3 separate regions of the Homo sapiens genome follow, and regions 2 and 3 are each linked to region 1. Evidence: chromatin loops called from intact Hi-C (ENCODE). Cell type or tissue: ascending aorta. All regions are shown on one strand.

The links. A loop is a pair of places that touch in the nucleus more often than their neighbours do. Peaks named below come from ENCODE experiments on the same cell type or tissue, not always from the same donor. Only the 100,000 strongest peaks of a DNase experiment are listed, where the experiment ranks them.
Region 2: it touches region 1 in a loop (2.3-fold over the local background); 20 of 110 quality-filtered maps call a loop at or near these places.
Region 3: a loop joins it to region 1, with 8 times the contacts of the local background. A loop is called at or near these places in 55 of 110 quality-filtered maps.

What each region holds. Positions count from the first base shown.
Region 1 is chr5:71,778,377-71,786,376 of GRCh38, forward strand. No RefSeq gene overlaps it. Among named protein-coding and RNA genes, the nearest start is that of CARTPT, 63 kb to the left of the region's middle. RefSeq lists an enhancer at 366-660. In ascending aorta, CTCF peaks have their summits at 465 and 4,722 (motif pointing right); DNase peaks (open chromatin) are centred at 2,475, 4,449 and 4,745; H3K4me3 peaks cover 1,901 bases; H3K27ac peaks cover 2,809 bases.
Region 2 is chr5:71,928,826-71,936,825 of GRCh38, forward strand. No RefSeq gene overlaps it. Among named protein-coding and RNA genes, the nearest start is that of MAP1B, 170 kb to the right of the region's middle. In ascending aorta, a CTCF peak has its summit at 4,141; DNase peaks (open chromatin) are centred at 3,706 and 4,276; H3K27ac peaks cover 5,721 bases.
Region 3 is chr5:72,013,490-72,021,489 of GRCh38, forward strand. No RefSeq gene overlaps it. Among named protein-coding and RNA genes, the nearest start is that of MAP1B, 90 kb to the right of the region's middle. In ascending aorta, a CTCF peak has its summit at 4,873; DNase peaks (open chromatin) are centred at 1,763 and 4,883.

The sequences.
Region 1 (8,000 bases):
GAATTCTTAAATCTTTGGGGTAGGAATATTCTACCTAAAAACAATGCTTAGCTTAAACAAAAACGGAACCTCTCATAGAAAAAAAAATTGTCATCACAGACTGAGATATTTTTGCCCCCTAAAGCAAAAATGCTACTTACTTTGGACTTAGTATACTATTTTTAAAATTAAGTATAAAAACACATATCAGACCTGAATTTTAAAAAGTAGTCTTACTGTAAATACAAGAAAAACTAGATATTTAATAAGGTAAAATGACAGAATGAAATTATATATTTACCATATCTTCAGTACATTTTGTGCTGCACAATGCACTTGCAATTATATAAAGCATTCTGTGTGTGCTATGTATTATAATTGTTGTTAATTTGAGATAACTGAAAATAGGAATTGCATAGACAGTAAATATTTTACGTTTTCTCTTTGACTGAAAGTAGGTGACACTTCCTGTGGCTGCCATTTCAACAGTCCCCACTGTATGGCAGAAGCAGCCTGCTCAATCCGCTAGTATCCACAGCAATCAATATGGCATTCTTTCCTTTTCTAGGAGCCAGAAAGCCTGTGATTATGTGCATTATGTGATGGAAGAAAGGATGGTATTTAGAGTAAGTCCCTCAAGATACAGCATTGTATAGTCACAGTGATATTGACGCATGTATCATAATGCATATATCCTTCTATTTTCCTTTTTACCCCCAAATAAGTACATTCTTCTATCTCTACAGACAACTGTGTTGCACAAGTAACCTTCTTATATCAAATCCACTAGAACATGAGCCAAGATATTGTCAGATATTAAATAATAGGAGAAACATCATCATTCAGAGATGCTGCTAACTACCACTTAGGTAAACAGAAATGTCAGTTTGTGAATGCTTTTCGTATTCACTGCAACATTACTTTCTAAGGCGTGCGACACTGAAGGAATGTACTCACACTTATGTAAAGCTATGAAGCTGCCATATTGTGCACGCTATTCTCATGTATGCCTGCTGATGTTCAGAGATGGCTAAGATGCAGAATATTTCCAACTTGTATTGGCAACTCAACCCATAGTTGAAATGGCTTGGGCTTTCCTAAGATAAACAACTGTGGAATCGGGCCTGGCATTAGGGTCTTTATTTAAGAAGACACCCAGATCTGCTTTAGGAGCCCTCTGCTTCACATTTTCCTTCCAATGGTGAGCCATGATCTTTGAAATCCCAAATATTAGCAATGACTTAAGATCTTTCTGGAGAGAAGAGTGCTTTAACTGGGTTAAGTTTAGTTATCAACTTAATGCTTTTCAACTAGAAAAAGTTGCGTTTTTCCAGTCATAGGGACACAGTAGAGTGTGCTAGGTGTGTGGCAAAGCACAGGATAATGTATGTGACATATTTTCTTGGTGGGTCATATTTGGTCATTGAGTAATGTAACACATTGCTGTTAAGTTCTTACAAATAGACCTGGAATAGAATGCAACATTCACATGAATTTTATGACAAAATGTGAATCTTCAATTAAGTTTCCTGCTTGCAACAGACTGCTTCTTACCTTACAACTTCCAGATGCTCTGGGGCCACAATTTTCTCTCTTCTACCTTAGTAGACTTCTAGGAAATTTGGGAAGTGCCAAGTTAGCTTGGATTTATTTTACATTAGCAACTACCTGTAATCTACAGTACAGATAACAGTGGCAATGAAACAAGGAGGAATAAGTTTCAAATGGCAGGTTGGTATTTAGGAGGACAGGGCCTTGCATGGCCCTAACAGGGCACCATATTGAGAGTCTTGGGCCAGAAGAGAGACAGCATAAGGGACTGGCTGCCTAAAGAGGTCAGTTGCACCACGTATTTCCCAATTTGCTCATGAAATGCTTGGGACTCTCTTTGGTCTCTGAACCTCTAACTCTGGTATTTTTCTGCTTGCTTTGGTTACCTCCCTAATTAAGTGACTCTCTAACTGCAAAGGAGCCCATACCATGTTAAATGTGAATACTTAGCATTTGTATTCCTCCAGTCTAGGTCCTACTTATTTAGGATGGTCCTGCTCAAGTCTCAAGGCCTAGATTCGGAGAGAGTTAGAGATACTCTGGCACACGCACTTTTTTTTTTTTTTTTTTTAAGACACATTCTCACTTTGTCACCCAGGCTGGAGTGCAGTTGTGCAATCTCATTTCACTGCAGCCTCAACCTCCTGGGCTAAAGTGATTCTCCCACCTCAGCCCCCCAAGTAGCTGGGACTACAGGCACTTACCACTATGCCCAGCTATTTTTTTTTTTTTTTTGTATTTTTTGTAGAGATGAGGTTTTGCCATGTTGCCCGGGCTGGTCTCAAACTGAGCTCAAGTGATCCACCAGCCTCGGCCTCCCAATGTGCTGAGATTACAGGCATGAGCCACCACGCCCTGCCTGGCACACACTCTAAAGCCTTCAGGGGCTTCCTAACTGAGCTCCTTCCCATGGCCTGCCAGGCCCTCCATGCTCTGGCTCCTGGGTGCTCCTCATTTCCTGCCACTCCCCAACACTCCTGGTGACCCAGCCACACTGGTCTCCTTGCTGCTCATCGGACACATTGCGTCGTTCCTATCTCAGGGCCTTTTCCTCCCTGCTGCTTCTTCCAGGAATGCTCTTCCCACAGCTTTGAGTTTGGGTTGCTCCCTCACTTCATCCACACCCCTACTCTAATGTTATTTCATCAAAGAGATCTCCCTAGCCTCCCTTTCTGGCACCCCACTGCAACTCACTATCCTTTTACCCTGACTTACTTTTATTTGTAGCCTGTATCACTACCTACCATGTAACTTATCTATTTATCTGTTTATCATCTGCCTTCCCCTTCTTCCCCACCACACTATAAAATCCATTAGGACAAAATCATTGTCTTGTTCAACACTGTATCACCAGGACCACAGAGTGCCTGAATTATGGTCAGTGCTCAAAAGGGATTTGTTATCAACTGCGCTCTGTCATTTTACACATCAGATACTGAGGTCAGGCAAGGTATAAAGAGAGCAGGGGCAGGAGCAGTGGCTTCCCCTCTGACTGCTCCCACCATGCCAACCATTTCTATTTCTGAGCATGAGTAGAACTCACTACCCATACCCGGCCGCCCCATACCTGACTGTGTACTGCCTTGTCCTGGTCTCGAATCACTACAAATCACGCTTGGCAAGTTTGTATCGAAAGCAATGTTTGCTTTAGTGGGATCTGGCAAACCCAGGGTCCCCAAAGACCACTAAGCAGTCACCAGCACTGAGTTTTAGAAATGGCTGGCTTGTTTTATTACCAGTTAATAGCATTTGTATTTGTGCTTTTGCAAATAACCATGAGAAATCAGTCATCAGGCATGAATGATATGAGAAAATTAAGGACAAGGTCCTAAAAAATGGGCTGGGGATGAGGACTACGGTTCAGTAACTGGATCAAGCGTGTGAAGACTCAGGGGAAAGAATTTACATGGGGTATATGCTGTTCAAGAAGGACTAAAATTCGGGGCCAGATGCTACTGCATCTCCTCCTCCCCCACCACACACACACATTCGAAGGGCTATGGAGGGCACCTTTTTTCTTTAGGGAAAATTATCCCATTTCATTCATCCTACAAACATGAGGAGTGGCTGTGTTTTCAGAAGTGCCAATGAAAATCCCAAGTCCTGGGTCTCTGAGAGATACTTTCTTATGTGGTTAAGAAGAATCAGGATGCATAAACTTGAATCCTTTCTCTACCATTTATTTGCTCTAAGATCTTGGGCAAGTTATGTAAAGTTCTCTCTGTTTTCTATCTGTTAAATGGAAATAAAAATGATACCAGTTGTATGGGTTGTTGTTGAGATTAAATAAAGAACTGCTGGTAAAGTGCTTTTTACATTATCTGCCAAGCAGAAAGGGCTCAATGCATTTTAAATAAGTAAATATATATCCCTGAGTAAAGCAGGGAGGAACCAGCCCAGCCAATGGCTTCCCTGTTTTCAAAACCACCCTGCTTGTCCTTCCAGAGGAATAAGACCAAATTCCTGGGGATTTTGGTTCACTCCTTGGTCAGCAACCCTGCAGATTTATTTTTTCTAGTCATTTCAGGCTCTGTGTCTAATGATGCCAAGTTACCTGGCTTTATGGTGAGTATGAAGCTGAACGCTAACTGCGGAAACTCCCCGGGCCAGGCAAAGCCTTGGAAAGTGAAAGTGGCTGTGAAGGCAAAGGTGCCACCTGGTCTTTCCCTAGGGAGAGCAAGACCCCAAACTGATCCTTATCATGAGATTCTGGGTACTGAGGTGAACTTGGGCTTGCAGCTTTGCAGTGAGTTTGGAGCCCACCTCTTTGAAGGCAGATTTCATGCATGCTTTCTTTGTGTAAAGTATTTTGAGAAAGTAGATGTATTTGAAGATGTTAATTTGGGCAGAGGACTATCCTCAGGTAATGCTGGGTGCACTTGTGGGAGTGGGGCCAAGCACCAGCTACTGCAGATAAATGTGCTGGCTCTGATCTCTGGTACCTCTGTTGAGTGACAAGCTCTTACAGAAACAAAGGAAGTGGCGGTATAGCAGGGACAGTCCCTTGTGGGGACTGTAAATGGCTGAGACTGCTACCATCTGCTCTTCTCGATTCAAATATTTAACAGGAGGTTGAAAACACAGAAGTTCCCATGAAATTACCAGTTTTTTTCCCCCGAACTTAATTTCTGTCAAGGAGAGGGAGGGGTCCCTTGTGTTAAACGTCTGCTTTTCAGTTTTCGAGACTGCCAGGAGATGGCGCCAGGGCTTGGTTCTTAATGGGTTCCTTGGCGCACCAAAGAAAAGACATGCTCGGCGTGGGGATGGAGGCCTCCGTCTCGGCGTTTCCATGTAACTCGTTTCTCAGGATATCTGAACAGAAACCCTGGCCTTGACATTCCTTGGGTTAAATGGGCTTCTTTTTTCATCTGGCCGGGAATTGAGTTTCTGGTCATGGCGCGCTACATTTTCAGTCATCGATTCTCCTCAGAGGGTCGCACGACTGATGTTGTCTCTGGACATATGCTAATAAGAAACCAGAGAGAGCTTGGAGAGGGATTTTGAATGCATTAGAACTTTCCAGCGTGTTGCATAAAAAATAGAAAGTAGAGGTCATGTTATTTGGGAAATAGTAGACGTGTTGTATCATACCGTTTTTTTTTTTCTTCTTTTCAGACCCTTTTCACTGATCTGTTGCTCTTAGCCCAGAAAACGGTATAGCTGATGCCAGAAATTACAGCACGTTCTGCTAGGAAGTGTTTACACTTCAGGGCTGAACTCCTAGCACGATTAATAAACATCACCACCACAACATAAGAACGACTGAGCATGTGGTACCTATCCGCTCATTTAACCCTTACAGTAATCTGGGATATGTCCTTTATGATGTACTTTTTTCAGGCTAGAAAACTGAAGCTTAGGTTCAATAATTTGCCTAAAGTCATTCAACGTGTGATCAGAAGAGTAGAGATTGAAACTCAGACCATCTGACTCCAGGCCCACAAGGTTGTCCCCGGCACCCTACTAGAACAGCAATTTTGGGGGTAACGGGGCACCCCGGAGGCAGTGCTCAGTGGTTCCAGGTAGCTTGGTGTGCAGAGAGGCACCCAGGTATAGAGATGTGGTAGTCGTTTAGTGTTCACTGTGTCATGTGAGCGCTGTGTCATGTCCTGTGGCTTCTCTCAACACCGTGTGCAGAATCCAAACTTCCCCAGGCCTGCAAGCTCTGAGCTCTGTTCCCCTCTCCTATCCTGCTTGGTCACCCTCCAGGCATCTTTCTCCTTCCAGAACTTGCCAAGCCCATTTCTGCCTCAGGCTCTTTGCACCTGAGCTCTCTTCCCTTAACTCCTCACTGGCTGGCTCTTTTTCCTCAGGGCTCAGCGCAGACAGCCCTTTCTCACCCCATGATGTAAGGAGGCTCCCTCTGCCTCAAGGCCTCCTGACTCCTCACTCTGTTTTATTCCTTTATCGCACTTGTAATGATCTCTAAGTATCTTGTTTGCCTGGGTATCGTCTGTTTTTCTCTCATTGGAATGTAAACTCCATGAGGAGGGGATTGGACAGTCTGGTTCATTGCTGTATTCCTGGAACCTAGAACATGCCAGAAACAAAGGAGGTGCTTAATAAACATTTATTGAATAAATATGATGGGGGAATGTGATAAAAGCAGCAGGAGTTGTGGTCCCACCTGTCAGGAGGCTCACAGGACAACGAGAGAGCCCAGGTTGGCATGAAACAACTGAAGATCAATCATGGCAAGGGTGGTAGTGGCCCAGAATAGTGGTCACAAAAACAGATTCTGGGGCTTACCCACCTTGGGAGGCTGAGGCAGAAAGACGGTTTAAGCCCAGGAGTTTGAGAACAACCTGGGCAACAAAGTGAGACCCTGTCTCTACAAAAAAATAAAAAAAATTATCCTGGTATGGTGGTGTGACCCTGTAGTCCTAGCTACCTGGGAGGCTGAGGTGGGAGGATTGATTGAGCCCAGGAGGTCGAGGTTGCTGTGAGTTGTGATTGTACCACTGTACTCAAGCCTAGGTAACAGAGTAAGATCTTGTCTCTAAAATAAAATAAAATAAAAATAGATAAATCCTGACTCCAGTACTCACTGGCTGTGTGATCTTGGCCAAGTTATTTAGCTCTTTCATGCCTCAATTTTCTCATCAGTAAGTTGAAGATAATAATATTAGTAATATTAATACCCACTCATGGAATTGTTTAAGGATTAAATGAGATATATATGAGTGCTTGGAATGGTGACTGGCACATAGTGCTCTATAAATATTTTTTAAGTAAATAAAGGTATAATTAAGCAGAAACCTATGGCTTTAGAAATTCAGAAAAATGAAAATGCCAGTGTTGGGGAAAGCCCTGTTTCTTGGAGGTGGTTGGATTTGGATTGAGGAAGACAGGGAGTCTGAGGGGATATTTGCACTTGCTCTGGTGCCTCATTTCTATGTAAATATCTATTCAAGAAATATTTGTTTATTGATTTATTTTTGTTCAATAAATATTTATTGAGCATTTATTATGTGTCAGTGCCTAGGATGCAGCAATAAAATTGTAAACAGTACAAAATGAATTTCATTGATTTAAAAAAATTTTTTTTCTTTTTTTTGAGGAAGATGCTCTTTTTTCTCATTTCTTGAATTGGATTCTTGACTTGTATACTTTCAGGAAATATTTATTAAGCATGAGCAAAAAATGGTTAGTAAATCATCCCTCCCAGCCCCACCCCCAAAGTATGCTAAGAATTTATTATATATAATGGGAGTTTTTTAAAAAAACGTTAGTATTGTTTGGACTTAACATACAGAATGATGCTCTAGAAAACCATAGCCTCTCTTCTTCCTCCAGCTACAGTCTTTCCTGTCCCAGTTAGGGTACAGGTTCTGAAATGAACCTCGACTGGCTCTAGGTGACTCTGCTGGAGAGAAGTTCAAATTCCTCACTCTCTCCTCTTAGTTCGATTCAACCAACATGCACTGAGAGCTAACTTTATGCAAGGCAGACATGCGAGTGTAGAGAGGGTAATAAAAATGACATCCTTGATAACACAAGCATCTAGAAGAAGTTTAGAATGAATAGTGGCCCCAGGCCTGCAGTGCAGAGAGGAACCATGATGGGAGCCGGAGGGGAACGGACAGAAGGCCCAGGCCCAAGACGGGACTTCATGTCGCAGAGTGAAACTGGCTCCCAGTCCCCAGGTGGAGGTGGCTCTGAAAGATGACAGTGCCTAAAAAATAGCAACAACATTGAAAACACAATGAAATGCTCATTTTTATATTAAGGGAGGGTGAGTTTTAGAGAAGGGCTCTGTGCATTTTCAACAAGGTGGGAGATAAATGGAAAGAAGCCTTCTCTTGGCTGTAAAGACAACATCAAAGCTTCTCTATTGATCCAAGGGAAATAATTACAGCGATATCCTGAGAGAGTCAATGGACTCCCAACATAGAATTCCACGTCTGATTTATGCAATCTCACCCATTCCCAACACATGGCCTCGGGACACAGTGGCAAATAATAACATT
Region 2 (8,000 bases), 150 kb after region 1:
GTACAGTGTACACTGTTTAGGTGATGGGTGCACCACAATCTCGATCAGAAATCACCACTAAAGAACTTATTTATGTAGCCAAAAACCATCTTTTTCCCCCAAACTATTGAAATAAAAATATATATTGCCAATATCTTCCCCCATGCTGTGACTTTTCACTGTTCTAACGGTGCTTTGATAAATAAAGTTTAATTTTAAAGAAAAAAAAAGAAGCTGGCCAAAACCTGCCAAAACCAAGATGACCACAAAAGCGACCTCTGGTCATCCTCAGTGCTCATTATACGCTAATTATATTGCATTAGCATGTGAAAAGACACTCCCACCAGGGCCATGACAGTTTACAAATGCCATCGCAATGTCTGGAAGTTACCTTATGTGATCTAAAAAGGGAAGGAACCCTCAGTTCTGGGAATTGCCTGCCCCTTTCCTGGAAATCTCTTGAATAATCCACCTCTTGTTTAGCATATGATCAAGAAATAAGCATAAAAATAGCCAACCAGCAGCCCTTGGGGTGGCTCTGTTCTTTCAGTAGCCATTCTTTTATTCCCTTACTTTCTTAATGAACTTGTTTTCACTTTACTCTGTGGACTTGCCCCAAATTCTTTCTTGCATGAGATCCAAGGACCTTCTCATGGGGTCTGGATTGGAACCCCTTTCCAGTAACAAACCCACTAAATGTTAAGACAGCTTGTTATGCAGCAATGGTTCAATATTATTTTTATTAATCTCCAAAAAGAAATTCTCCTTCTCCTTATATCATCTCTTAAGCCTCATCATCAACACCAAGAAGAAAACCAGACATAGTAGGAAATGTTGCAGCTTCTTGCCAGATCTCCTGTGATTCTTCTGTATATCTGGAGAAGATGATCAAACACCACTACCGGTTGAGGATGTGATATATGGAGATTCGGGAATCTGAGGGTTTATCTGGGGACATAGTTCAACCGATCTCTTTTGGGAGCAGGTTAATTCCAGGGCCTGACAGGCTTCTTGAAACTTGTGAACAAGGTTCTCCAACAGCACTTACTCCAGTGTTATTTTTCCCTTCCCTTCTTCCTTGCTTTCTGCCGTGAGTGTGAGACATGTGTGGGAAGGAAAAACAACGTTCTCCTCCATTCTACGTGAGTTTTTAGCTGGGACTCCCTCTAATAAAAGACAGATTAACAAGAGAAAAGCAAACAAATGTTTAATAACACACACACCTCCTGTAGATCTCAAATTAGACTTTAGGCTTAAATATTTTGTTTCTCTGAAACAAAAAAAGGAGTGTATAGGAAAAGGCCCTATTAAGATGCAATGGCCAGGAAAAGCACCATAAACCAAGGGTAAGATTTTCTATGCAGATTTAAGTGGATGCCTTCTCCACTGATGAAGAGTTTCTGATAATTTAGTAATCTTTCTCCTCCTGGTGCAGAGAGGGAGGCACCCTTAAAAATGGGAATTTCTTTTGTAAATGTAAATTTCTCTTACAAAAAGACAACTTTTCAGAGCTACTGCTGTATCTGCAGTTTGTCAAAAGAACCACTTCAAATAATCCTTATGCCAAAGAAGCATATTTGAGGGTGGCACATTCTGGTCATATTTTGGGGTGGCATGTCCTGAATCCCATCACATAAAAGGCCTTTTTTCCTCTTGAGTTTATTCACTCCTTCATACCTTATTTATGGCTTTGAAGAATGTAAGGTGAGGATAGAGTCTGATGGTGAATTGAAGAAGATTTTTGCCCTTCTTAGGAAAGCAAATGGAGTTGTTATATCCATAATTGTGCATACATGCTATGTCTGTGTGTCTGTCCATGTATGTGATAGAAGGAGTGGGAGAAGGAGTGCTACTGGGATTAGAAGTTAAAGAACTTCCCACTTTTCTTCCTGAGAACAGTAGTTGTTCAGATCCCTTTTATGTAGCCCCATTGGAAAGGTACCCAGTGTGACCACTCAGAGCCACAGATGACTAAACCCAACAATATGTCTTCTTCTTCTTTTTTTTTTTTTTTGAGACAGAGTCTTGCTCTGTTGCCCAGGCTACAGTGCAGTGGTGCAATCTTGGCTCACTGCAACCTCCACCTCCCAGGTTCAAGCAGTTCTCTGCCTCAGCCTTCTGAGTAGCTGGGATTATAGGTGCCCACCACCATGCCTGGCTAATTTTTGTATTTTTAGTAGAGACGGAGTTTCATCATCTTGGCCAGGCTAGTCTTGAACTCCTGACCTCGTGATCCACCTGCCTCGGCCTCCCAAAGTGCTGGGATTACAGGCGTGAGCCACCGAGCCCAGCCCAACAAGATATCTTCTTGAGGGGTGAGTAAGCAGGGCTTGTAAACCAAAAATTATCTAACACAGGTCTCAATCAATTTAGAAGTGTATTTTGCCAAGAGTAAGGACATGCCCAGAAGAAGAGAACACAGAAATCACAGAAACAGTCTGTGGTCTGTGCCTGTCTCCAAAGATGAATTTGGGGGCTTCAATATTAAAAGCAGAAAACTAGACTGGAGGGGAAAGAGGGAGGGTATGCTAATCCACATGTTGTAAGACAAAGGAGAAGGTAGGGGAACAGTCAACTATGTATTCATCTCATGCTCAGTAAATTGGCACCTTATATAAGGTAAGGTGAACATAGAGTTATCACCTGTGGAGATATTTAACCTTTAACTGTAGCTCTCTGCTTAGGAACAAAAGGAAAGGCAGTTTCTTGCATGACTCGGCTTTCAGCTTAATGTTTTTTTCTTTTGGCAAAGTGAATTGGGGTCCTGAGATAAGTAAGAAAGAACTCTATGTTTTATTCACAAGACAAACTAGCCCTTCTAGGTGTTTTACCAAAAGGATGAAATGGTAATGAGCTACTGGCTCCCTCCCTCTGGGAACTTCATAGGCTGGATGCTGAAGATGACCCCATCTCTCTTGGGGCAGGTGTCCAAATCTGGGAACCCAGGCTAGGGGAGGGGCAGACAGATACTTGCTGGTTTCTGGAAAAAGGACAGTATGTTAGATGCACAGCTTTCTCCAGGATCACATAGGAGACTTCTACAGTTCTGAAAGCTTCGTGTGCCCTGTCCTCTGCCTCCTCAACCTGTGTATCTTCCCCCTTCCTTTGGGGGAAAGAACCACAGGAAGAACTAAAGGAGAGCTCTGGGTTCTACTCTAGAGTGTGCTCAAGAGAAACAAGTAGGAAGTGGACTTGATACTTAGTATTCCCCAGTGACCTTAGCATTGGAACCCCACTTTTGGAAATGCCTGGGAGAAAATGTTAGAGTAGCTGAAGGATGCTTTTAGTCTTCAACAGAAAGCAGCTGTGTGTTTCTCAGTGCCCTTCTGGGTCCAGTTGTTACAAAGACTCAGCCTAGCACCTTTACTTCTGCAAAGTGGTGTTTGAGTCATTTGTCATCAGATGCACTTAAGGTAGGAGCTGTTTCCTGGCCTCCTCTTCTTAGCTCTTCCTGTACAAAAAAAAAAATTGGCATGTTTCCTAATGATGTTATTAAAGAATGATTTCAAGCATGACACTGGCTATCACTTACATAAGTTATGAAAGTCAAGAATCTGGCCCATGAAAGGTATCCAGCAAGGCTGTTACTGAAAGTGGTACAATTCAGTGTTTTAGAAGGTGGCTAAATGATCTGTGAGCTGAATGGGGCAGTGTGGTGGGAAGGAGGGGCCTCTGTTATGTCACTAGGGGAGGAAGAATGTGCCAAGGGAGGCTGCCATGGAGGGGACTGAACTGTGACTCATGCCAATGCTGGTGGGCTTGTTGGCAGAGAAGGGAGATGCCCCTGTCCTCTGAATGCTGGATGCTTTCCAGTGTCCGACCCTCTTTGCTGGGTCACAGTGATTTCATTTTTTTTTGGCTTTTTATAGTTGGCTGTGAAAATAGCCTTTCACCTTCAATGAATCACATTTAAAGCAGACAGGGAGTATAGGAGAGTAATGAGATTAATTGGCCTCCTTTTGGACTTCCTGGTAAGTCCAAGGGGCAAATTTGTGATGTGTCACCAGCAGCAACACTTTGTTGATCTTTGGACAGAAATGACAAAGCAAATACCTTTGAGGAAGGCAAAAGGGAAGCAAGTTGAGGAGATCCCTTTTCACTCCACTAGCTGGCTGCTAATCTCGGCACGCAGGTCAGATTGAACTGGAGCTGGGACATGGTCTGAGGATGCTTGGCTTAACCTCTGTTGGCAGAGGCCTGCCATGCTTGGCTGCCGCAGGAGGCCAGACTTTTCCAGAGAGTGAGGCTGGACTCAAGCATGATGGGAGGCTCCTTATCTGCCCCCACCAGGGTCTTGGGGCAAAGCCAAGCTGCTTACACCATGTGACTGGGAATGGCAGTGACTCAGAGGGAGCAAGCTAGAAGGGAGGAAGTGCTGGTGTCCTCAGCCATTGTTAGGGAAGAACGGAGGAGCCCAAGAGGAAGGCTCCAGCGCTGAGAGGACCACAGGCCTGAGGCAGTTGCCTAGCAACGGTACCCAAGCGCCTCCCTCCACCAGCCTGTCAGCAGCGTGAGGCCTCTTACCAGCTCCTACCCTCCAGTTCCTTCCTTCAAAGCCGCCCTCTATATGCCTTTTCACCAAATTCCACCTGAACAGAAATGATCCTGGGGGTGTGGGTCAGGGGGAGCCTCCAGACCACGGAATGTCTTAGAGAGCTGTGCTTTGTGTTGCTAACTGTAGTTAGGAACTCAGATGCCAGAGCCAGACCTGCATGCAAATTCCAGGGCCAACACTTGTTAGCTCTGTCATCTGGGGCAAGTTTCTTAACCTCCCAATGCTTGATTTTCTCCATCCATAAACGATAGAGAAAGATAGTACCTATCTCAATTGGGGCAATTTGAGGCTTAGTGTGGATGGAAGGATGGACGGATGGATGGATGGATGAGTAAATAGATAGACAGAAATAGAATCAATTAAAATAGTGCCTGGCACATAGAACGTCTACGTATGCGTTCATTACTAGTAGTCCTGGAGGACAGTTGGACACAAGCACTTGCTCCCAGGTGGGGCAGAGGAGCTGGGGAGGGAGCCCCAATCTCCAGTTTCATGATGGCGTGTGGTACTGGAATATCTGCTTCCAGGCCACTGTTCTAACAGTGGCTTGCTGTGGGCTCTTGGGCAAGCAGCAATTTTCCCCTTGGAGGATGGACTGAAAGGGTCTGGATTTCCTCAACTTCTCCTTGCCTTGTAGCATCCTGGATGTGACTGAGCTGAGTCACCTCTGTCTCCGCAGCTATGGGGGGATTAGAAAATGTGACAATAGGAGGGGGTTCCAGCTGAGCCCCAGAGGGAAGGTTTGGGTGAGCAATGGGTGAATAGTCTCAGATGGGGGGTGTTTAGTCCAGACCTGGGAAGGGGCAGGCAGCCAGGCTCATACTGGTATCATCTTATATTTATTTTTGTAGTTGCTCTAGGTGTTATGTATCCATTATATATACCTACCTAACTTCTCACATTCTATTTAAATTTCGCATTTTACCACTTCGAGTAGAATGTAGAAATCTTAAACCATGTATGTTCCACACCCTCCTCCTCCCTTTATGTTATAATTGCCATATATATTACACCTATATGCATTGAAAACTCTCCCTTCCAACAATGTTTTAATTTTGGCTTCCAATAGTCATACATATTTCTAGAGGACAAAATGGTTTATTATATTTACACAGATGTTTACAATTTCTGTTGCTCTTTCTTCATTCCTGAAGTTCTGATTCTCCCTCTGGGGTAATTTCCCTTCAATCTGAAGAACTTCCTGTAACTTTCTTTTTAAGTAATTTTTTTTTTTTTAGACAGAATCTTGCTCTGTTGCCCAGGCTGGGTAGAGCGGTGTGATCTCAGCTCACTGCAGCCTCTGCCTCCCAGTTCAGGTGATTTTCCCACCTCAGCCTCCCAAGTAGCTGGGACTACAGGTGTGCACCTCCACGACCAGCTAATTTTTGTATTTTTAATAGAGACAGGGTTTCGCCATGTTGGCCAGGCTGGTCTCGAACTGCTGGCTTCAAGTGATCCACCCGCCTCGGCCTCCGAAAGTGTCGGGATTGCAGGCATAAGCCACTGCACCTGGCCTAAAGTAGGTTTATTGGTAATGAAATTTGTTAGTTTTCTTCCGTCTGAGAACGTCTTGATTTCATGGGATACAGAATTATGCGTTGACAGTTCTTTTCTTTCTAGCTTGAAAAAAAATACACGGTCAATTAAATTGTTAATCTATATGCAATGTGTCATTTTCTCTGGCTGGTTTTGATATTTCTTCAGCCTTTGGTTTTCACAGTTTTCTTCTGATGGTTTTATTTGCATTTGTCTTGTTTGTGGTTCCCTGAGCTTCTTATTATCGGCAAATTTATGTCTTTCACTGAATTTGGGAAATTTCTGTAATTATTTCTTCAAATATATTTTTTTTTCTGCACCAATTTGTGTCTCCTCTTTTTTAGGGACTCCAGTCACATGCATGTTAAACTTTTCATATTGTCCCACCCCACAGGTCCTGAGTCTCTGGTCATTTCTTCAACCTACTTTCTCCCTGTCCTTCAGATTGTATCGTTTCTAATTAGTTTCAGTTAATGGACTCTTTTTTCGGTCATGTCGACTTTTTTGAAGACGGACTCCAACTTTGAGTCTATCTGGTGAATTTTTTATTTCAGATATTGTATTTCTTATTCTAAAATTCCATTTGGTTCTCTTGTTATGATTTCTGTTTCTCTTCTGAGAACTTTCCATTCAATTCAAGAGTGCTCCCTTTCTCCTCATGAAGAATGGTCATAATAGATGTTTCAAGGTCTTTATCGGTAATTCCAATATCTGGGTCATCTCGAAGTTGTCACTGGTTGATTGACTCGAGAATTAGATTTTTCTGGTTCTTGGCAGGTTGACTATTTTCGATGATATCCAAGACAGTTTATATTGTGTTGTGAGACTCTGGGCCCTGTTATACTTTGTTGTGAATCTCTGGGCCCTGAGATTCTCCTCTGGATAATGTAGAGGTTGTGTTTTGGCAGGAAATTACACCAGTCAGGCTTAGACTGTGAGTTCTGTCTCACCTTCTGTTGGTGGGTGGTACCAATGTCCATACAGTTTTGAAAGCTGTGCTTTTGGGGGAAGCCATTGAGGCTTAGTTCTCAGAGCCTTTGCTATACTTCTTGGGGTGTGTTCTACATATGCACAATTGTCTGTGAGCTCAGGATTTGTGACAGCTTACAAAAAATGGGGGATCTCCTATTTCTGCTCTCTCCTCCGAATGATTTTTCTCACACTTTCCAGCATCTGGAGTCTCCTTTTTGGAGTCCTCTCACTAGAAAGATGGAGTTTGCCTCTGAATTATATTCATTGAAGCAGGAAATAGGTGAGAGAGAAATAATAGGAAGTCCCCCTACACTTTGCACGACTGGGGCGCCTCTCCTCAGCTCCTATGTCTGGAGGGGTGACTCTTCTCTCAGAACTTCAGATGCCCACCACACCACCACATTTGGCAATTGTGCTACTATGGGGCAGGGACTGGCTTCCAGGAAGGGCTTTGAGAGAAAAAAGAGAAAACAAAACAAAACAAACCCTGGATTCTCCTTACAGTCTCCAGCTTACAGGGGCTGCTTTTCCTAATCCTCTGGCCAGAAAGACAGGCTTTCCTCAGGGTTGGGCTTTTCATGGCATGGCACATTTTCTTGATTTGGCTTGTCCTTGGGTCAAACCTAGTAGACAAAGGAAGGAAAAAGAAACCAGGAAACTCACCATGGCTGTCCTGGTAGTCCTTCAAGTTTTGATTTGCCTTCCTATTTCAACTATTATGATTTACTTTTATTTTTTAGAATCTTCAAGTGGCTGTATTTTCTATTTTGTTCAAGGTTTTATTGTAACCAGCAGGAGAGATAAAACTGTAGAAAGCATATTCCATCTTGCCTAGAACTGAGAGCCTCTAGTAAGAGCATTTTTTTAAAAAAACTTTTTATTTTGAAATAACTTTAGATTCACAAAATAGTTGCAAAGATAATACAGAGAGTTCATGTTATACCATTACCTAGCTTCC
Region 3 (8,000 bases), 240 kb after region 1:
TCAGGGAAGATGAGGGGCAGGAAGCCATTTTCTCTTGTGCATCGTTTGTTAAGCATGTGTTTGCAAGTTACAAGTGGATCAGACAAATGTCCTTATTTGCCCAGACAATCCTGGTATATGACATTGTCCTAGTATAATTACTAACAGCTCCTCTTGTAGATGTCCCACTTGGGATGATAAACTACATGATAACCCTATTTAAAAGGCAAAGACTACCTGTATTTTAATATGGGAAGACAATAGCTTTGCCTAGAAGATAGATGCGTGACCTTGCATGTCTCTTTAATAGAGGAAGAAGGTCCCCCACACCTCCAACTGCCTCAGTGTGAACTTCCCTTGGCTTGACTCAAGGGCTTTGACTCAGGGGCTTGACTCAAGTGGTTTGAGTTAGCCTTGAGTCCTCATAAACATGGAATTATTGAGTGTTGCATCAAATGAGTCCCTTCCAAGCTGCCATTTATCTTACCAGAACTGAGTGTGTGCATGTGTATGTGCATGGGTGTGGTAGCAACGTCATCTTTCCATGGCTAAGAAGAAGTGTGGACATACAGAGAAATGCTCTGTATTACTGCAATTGCTTTTGCATTCTGTTTGCAATGAAGAGGGAGGAGAAAGAAGAGATGGAGGGGGGCAGGAGGGAGAGAGAAGTGGGGAGCAGGAAAGAAAGGGAGGGAGGGATATTTAAAGCCACTGACAATTCCAGGGTCCTCTCCCTCCCCAGTCCCAGGCACACACTTCTGTGAGAGGGGCTCTGATATAAAACCTGTCCTGGAAGAGGCAGCCTAAGTCTCAGACGCTGCTGTACAGAAGTCCTGTGACGTGGCAGTTTCTATAGCGACGAGTCTCTTTCATTGGAGAAAGCTCCCTAAAGCAGGATACACAAAACCCTAGCAACCGGTTGAAGGCTTTTTTTTTTTTTAATATGAAGATTTTTCTGCACTTGAATTCAAAAGCCCCCTTCCTAGGAAAGCAGCTTCGTAGCAGGCAGGAAAGGGCTGCCTAGCGTGTCCTGGGGTGAGGATTTGGAAAGATTTGAAAGCTGTTGTGGACCAGGGTAGGGAAAGCGAGAAAGAGAGGTTGCAGTTTAGTGCTGCCTCGACTGGCTGGATCCAGTCTGAATTCACCTTCCAGCCTTTTGTATAGGGACCCACCACCACTGCCAATTAACCCATGATATGAATCCGCCAGGGACAAAACAAAACTGCTACTGCCTCAGCAACCCCATCATGGTCTTCCCTTTCACCTGGCGTATTCCAGGCATCTTTTGCAGGGAGAAGTCAACTCAGGCATGCACACCTGAGAGCTGGGAAACAGTAAGCCTGCTTACTTGGCACAAAATAAATGCCCCATTTAGCTGATGCTTAACTCCTGCCTCTTCCCATCAACTCAGCACAAACGTCACTTCTTCAGGAAAGTCTACTGAATAAGAGATTGCACTTGGCAGCATGTAAAGAGACCCATCTGAGTAGTTTAACCAAATAGGAGTTTATTTTACACCTAAGAAGAGGCCCAGAGGTGGGCAGTCCGGGGGGCTGCCAGCTCCATAATCATCCCTGTCCTAGCTCCTCCTGTCTTTGCCTGGCTGTTGTTCTTGGCATGTTTCACCCTTGAGGTCCCTTCCTAGTCACAAAATGGCTGTTCCACCTCCAGCCAGCAGTGCAGGCAGGAACAAGAAGGAAGCAGTAAGGAGGAAGGGGCGGTGCCCACGTCAAGAAGCAAAACTCTTCCCAGAAATTGGCAGCAGATTCCACATCCATCTCATTGGCCAGGGCTGGGTCATGTGGCTTCAACCCCAAGCTCCAAGGGAGGCTAGGATATGTGGTTTCGTAGCTGGGCAAATTGCCAGCCTGAACAAAACCGTGGCTGTTTAAAGGGCAAGCTGAGGATGAGTGTGGGTGGACAACTAGCAGCATTTGCTACACTTCCGGTGTTCGTGTCTACACACATGCTATCTTCAGGTTAGGTCACCCCTCCCTGCCACACAGCGTCATGCAGTGGTGTGCTGGAAAATGTTTAACAGCCAGATGTCTGGGACAACAAAAGCCACTGTTTGCTCTTATCTGTGGTATAAATACTCCCACCGTGGCCAATTTTAAGCTATCAACATGATGTCCAACAGAGTTAGGAAGACAGACATAGTAAAACATCATTCTATAGTATTTCCAACATGCAGACATAAAAAATATAAATAACCTCAAAAGCATAGATAATAGTAAAATGTAAAATAATTAGGAAGTAATGGGTTTAAAATATGTATCTCATTTTTAATATAAATCGTGTAATTTTTAGCATATATAACTTAATATATATATTTTTGAGATGGAGACTTGCTCTGTCACCCAGGCTGGAGTGCAGTGGTGCAATCTTGACTCACTGCAATCTCTGCCTCCTGGGTTCAAGTGATCCTCATGCCTCAGCCTCCAGAGTAGCTGGGACTACAGGCACAGGCCACCATGCCTAGCTAATGCATGTATTTTTTTTTTTTTTTTTGGTATTTTTAGTAGAGACCAGGTTTCACCATGTTGGCCAGGCTGATCTCGAACTTCTGACCTCAAGTGATCCACCCACCTCGGCCTCCCAAAGTGCTGGGATTACAGTTGTAAGCCACCGCGCCTGGACTATAATTTAATTTTCAATAGTGTCTGCATTTAAAGGCTCACAGCATCCTTAAAAATGTAACCATCCACTCTCATTAGCACATTGCACACTGACTCCCACATGCCACACCTCTGTGGATCTCTGCATTTCCTACACTGTGCCTATCAGTTTATTATCATTGTGCTATTTGTGTGATTTGGTGTCAATATTTGTTCCCCCCACAAGACTGTAAACTCCACTAGGGTAGTGTTTGTGTCTGGTTTTGCTTACAATGTCAGCAGGTGCTCAATAAATATTTGAATAAATAAGTGAATCAATTCAATGTGGAACAAGGAGGTGCCTATATGCATGTATATATGTATAAACAAACAAACAAATAAATACATAAATTAGTGATTTCTGCAAAAGATCTTACATCTCAGCCTCCAGTTTTGTTTTTCTTTTATCCCCTAGTACTGGGTGTCATTCTTTTAGTATCTTAGTTCCCGAACTTTATTAAGATACAAATGGTTGATGAAGCTTTGACATCCTTTTTTTGGACATCTGTGGCTGGTGCTTACTACCTGCACAGAAAGACAGATCCTGGAGCAGCTGGGCTTTATTTTGTGACGGCCCTAAAAGGGAATGTTTGTTTTCCCTTACCCCCATGTCCACTGTGGATCTGATTCTTCAAGGACGCCTCCCTGGAAGTTAGAGGGACATTTTAGGAGGCCCATTAAGTGGCAACACATAGGCTGGGGCTGAGTGCCCATAGGTCTGGGACCTTGTCTGTTCTGAAAGAAACCAGAGGCAAAGTACTGCTTGGTTTCCCCTCTTAGAAAAAGGGTCTCCACCTCTACTCTACAGACATGCAGCAGATATCTAGGACTTCAGGCAGAGCTTTCCTGATGAGGGAGTCCTCAGCTTAGCCCCACAGACCTCAGTTTCACATTCAGCTCCTACCCAAAGGGCATCTTTTAGAAGACCAGCACCTGGTTGCCACTCTAAATGAGTCTAGCCTTTGCACAGACTTCAGGAGCCCACTCTTCCGAACCCAGTATTCAGGCAGGAAGGAAACTATGAGAGTAATGGCACCCCTATCCCCAACTCTCTGGAGACAGGGAAGCATAGAAATGAAGTAAAGAAGGAAACTGAAAATAGAGTAAAAGATCACTGAATTTTCTTAGTACCCAAAGCTGGTTCCAAAGTCAGAGAAAGGAGCTGGAATATCTCCTGCATGCGTCTGAGTTGGGATCTAACCCTGTGACTCTGGCAACTCCCAGAGTTTTCTGAGTCCTGCATCCCATCAATTGGCTTAAAAGTTTCTCCTCATTTTCTGCCATTAAAGCCAAACCCCATGGGGGATGGGTTTCAGGGCTTATTGCTTGTATCACACTAACAATTTTTCTCTTCTAAAATGAGACACAAGTGTTGGCAAATAGATAGAGGATGCGGTGACCTGTGATGTTGCATTTTGGCACTAACTGCTGCGGACTGGGCTATTTTGGATGCACTTGGGGAAAGCTTAAAGAAAGTCTAGCCTATTAACATGGTCACCGAAGACAGAACAGTCTGGCTTTGTGAAAACATTAGCAGGATGGCACTAGCAGCCTGATTTTCAGGATGTAAGTAAACTTGATTTGTCAGAGTGACAATAGAGAGAGTCCAGAAAGAGTCCAGGCTTGACTTATTAAAAACATTTACTCTTAGGCCGGGCGCGTTGGCTCACACCTGTAATCCCAGCACTTTGGGAGGCCGAGGCGGGCGGAGAACGAGGTCAGGAGATCGAGACCATCCTGGCTAACACGGTGAAACCCCGTCTCTACTAAAAATACAAAAAAAATTAGACGGGCGTGGTAACGGGCGCCTGTACTCCCAGCTACCCAGGAGGCTGAGGCAGGAGAATGGCATGAACCCAGGAGGCGGAGCTTGCAGTGAGCCGAGATCACGCCACTGCACTCCAGCCTGGGCGACAGAGCGAGACTCTGTCTCAAACAAACAAACAAACAAACAAACACAAACACACACACACACACAAAAATTCATTTACTCTTGGTTTCCTTAACCACTTTCAGGGAGTAGAAGGTTCTAAGAGGAAATATAGACTTAATACCAAGTGCCTGATGTGGAGCAAATGAAGTTTATACTTGTTGTGAAGGGGTTGTTAGCCAAGCCTGGGGTCCCAGCATGCATGGAAACATCTGGACAACTGCTGTTAGACATCAGCAGGAAGTGCCAAAGAAGTGTGGACTGTATAGGATTTTTGCAGGCTAATGACAACACTGTCCCTCTAGTGGCAGGTACCTGAATTGCAGGCCCAGTGCCTTGGGACCAATCAGCACAAGGAAGACGTTATATCTCACAAATTCAAGTGTTACCACAGCCTACATTTTTATGGGACTTACCATTTTAAAAGTTCTTTCACATGCACTTTCTCTCTTGAGTCTCACAACAGCTCTGTGAAAAACAGGTGATATTTTATTTTACAGATGGGGATGTAAAGGATAAGGGTCCATGTAGCTCTTCATGGACTCAGGTCTCCTGACTTTCAATTTAAACCTCTTTCCCCTTCTGCCCATTGAAATTAGCTTGCTTGGTGTCCCATTCAGGTCTGAGATGTCTACAATGTGAAAATGAATGGTCTCTTGTCCAAGCACTGAATTGCTCCTTTTCAAGGTAATGGTTCTGGAAACTGTGACTTTAAAGAATGAGTTAAGGTTAAAGAGTTATGAGAAGAGTAATGAGAAGGTTAAAGAAATGCTTTAACCTTAAGAGATAAATGGTGACAATTTCAGATACTGTTGATGGCAATCGGAGGAGAGTTTCCCAACTTGAAAAGCCAAACCTTGGAAGCAGCCTCCTAGTCCTCTTCTGAGTGGGACGGGGGTTGGAAGTAAACTGAAGTTGTAAAGTCTAAAAGATACTCTTGCTCCTGCAATTTCTCTCCTATCTCTGAGCTGATGTGTGTTGTTCCTTTAGAAGGTGAAATGGCTTTTATTTAGTAACTGGGGCTCAGGCTTACAATGCAAATAACCCTTGGAGAAAGAATAGATTGGCTTTCATTTTTAGTAGGTTGGAAATTATTGATTTACTGAGAGCTATTTTGCTGGACTGTGGCAGGGGAAGGGGAGATTCAGAATGCCAAGTAGAGGCCAAGAATGGAGGACGGTGGCACAGAAGCCCGCTTCTGCAGGTGCCACCATGTTGACCTGCCTGCAGGACTTTCTTCTGGGGTGAAGCAGCCTCACTTGTCCCTCACCCTGCCACCCTCTCACCACAAGCCTAAGCTGCCCAGGTAGGGCTTCAGCCATTTAGCTTGCCTGGCCTGACTCCAGGGTGAACTCTGCATTCAGCTCTCAGCTCACCAGACTGCTTCACGCTCTTCTCTTTCATGGCTCCTTGGAGGGCCATTGAGGGAGAAGAGATGGCAGAGGAGGAAGCTGCTGCAAATTTCTCTGCATCCTCTTATGCTCCAGAGGTTATATCAGAGCTTTCTCTCCAGATCTTAAGGGAAATAAGATATTGAATTAGAGACACCGGAAGGCCCCATTTGATTGACATACAGAAAGAAGAACGGTTTTCTTGACAGAGAATGTGTAAGAGAGTGCACATCCATGAGTCTATCTCTGTGTAAGAAGAAAGAACAAAGAAAATGTTTTCAATACATTCCATCACCCTAAAATAAAAGTCACTAATATTGCAAGCATTCCCTCACGGGCACAGATACATCACACACACACACACACACGCACACACACACACACACACACACCACATCACATCCCTAATAGCTTTGACAATTTTCCTCCAGCCAATGAGCTCCTTGCTGGTATCTCATGAACTTTGTGCCACAGTTCTGGTCTCTCCCATGACCTAGAACAGACTGGAGAAGAAAGTGACCAGAAAAAAGCCTGGCCTTCTTCTCTATTGATTCATCTGGTGCCCAGGGCTGCACCACCAAGGGCTTTCACTCTCCTCAGGGCCCAGAGCACCAGCTGCTGCCCAGCTCAGATCAAGTAGTGAGTGAGGACAAAGCCTGGCCAGCTACCTGGAAAGAAAGTCCTTCCTGACGGCTGAATTGTCCTCATTTTTATGTATTAGGCTGGTGCAAAAGTATTTGCGGTTTTTGCAATTAAAAGTACTACCAAAAACCACAGTTACTTTCACACCAACCTAATACATAGCAAACCACTCCCCTAACTTTGGATGGACAATTGCTCTTTTTTATGTAATAAGATCCTTTTCAACTTCCAGCCACCAAGCTACAGACCTCCAGGAAAGGCAAAGGGCAAAATTGTGCAGTCTGTCCTTAGCTTGGCTCCCTGCTTCTGTGGGAAATTCCCAGAGGGGAGAGGAAAGGAACCTGGGAATCCCTTCTTCTGAAGACAGATTGCTGGTCTAGTGTTTACACCTCCAATGCCATTGTCCAGGGCTAGTCGGCAGGGTGGTGGGGGGAGCATGGGAGTGTGTGTTTGTAATACTCTGGTCTGATTTAAACTCCTTGAATCTCTATCAGTCATCTCATATATCCCAGGAGTAGCCCATAGTTAAGTGCTTAGGCAGAGGAAGGTGGGAAAAGGTTGCTTAGGCAGAAGAGGGGGAAAAGGAATGAAAACACTTAGAAGGAAAAGAAAGATGTGGGCAGCGGTTTGAATGAAAGAGAGTGAGGGAAATAAATTACTCTTCCAATGACAAGGGGGCACTAAATAGATGGGCTTGATCCCTGCAGTGAGGCAGCAAGCAGCTGCTCAGAGCATTCTGTAGCCAAGCCTGCTGCAGTCCAGAATGGAGGGGCTGAGGCTTGGTGTTCTGCTGGATAAGCAGGAGGAAAACCTTGAAAATTTGCTTGATTCCATCAAATGCTTTTGCTGATTAAAGGCTTAGAAACTGCCAGAGTTCCTAACGCCTGTCTCTCTCAAACTAGCATGGTACAGGAGACCAAGCAGATAGTGATCTGAATTCGAAGGGAATATGAGAGATGGTGACCTGAAATCTCACCCAGCAGACGCCCCAGAGCTGGGGTCTGCCACTCTCTTGGAGAGGCTGAGGTCCTGGAATCTGGTGAGGGAATGGGGTGCAGGCTGAGTCCCAAGGCATAGGTGAGAGACATAGAACCACCAACTGATATTAAAATAACATTCTGCTTTGAGTGGAATCACTGTTTGCTGTGAGCTGCAAAAGGAAGACAAACACATCTTCTCTGAAGCTCGTGCTGATCCATGGGTGGCCTCTTGGGCAGGCAGAGTGAGAAGGGAAGACAGGAGGAACAGTCCAGCAAGCTGAAGTGACACAGCCTTCCTGCCAGAAAATCAACACCCTACCTCTTTGTCAGGGTCCTGGGCTTGGGCTGATGGCCGAAGCTCCTCTTGGGAGGAAAGTGATTCTTCCAGCTGAGAGGTTGGATTCTGGGAGGCACAGAAAAG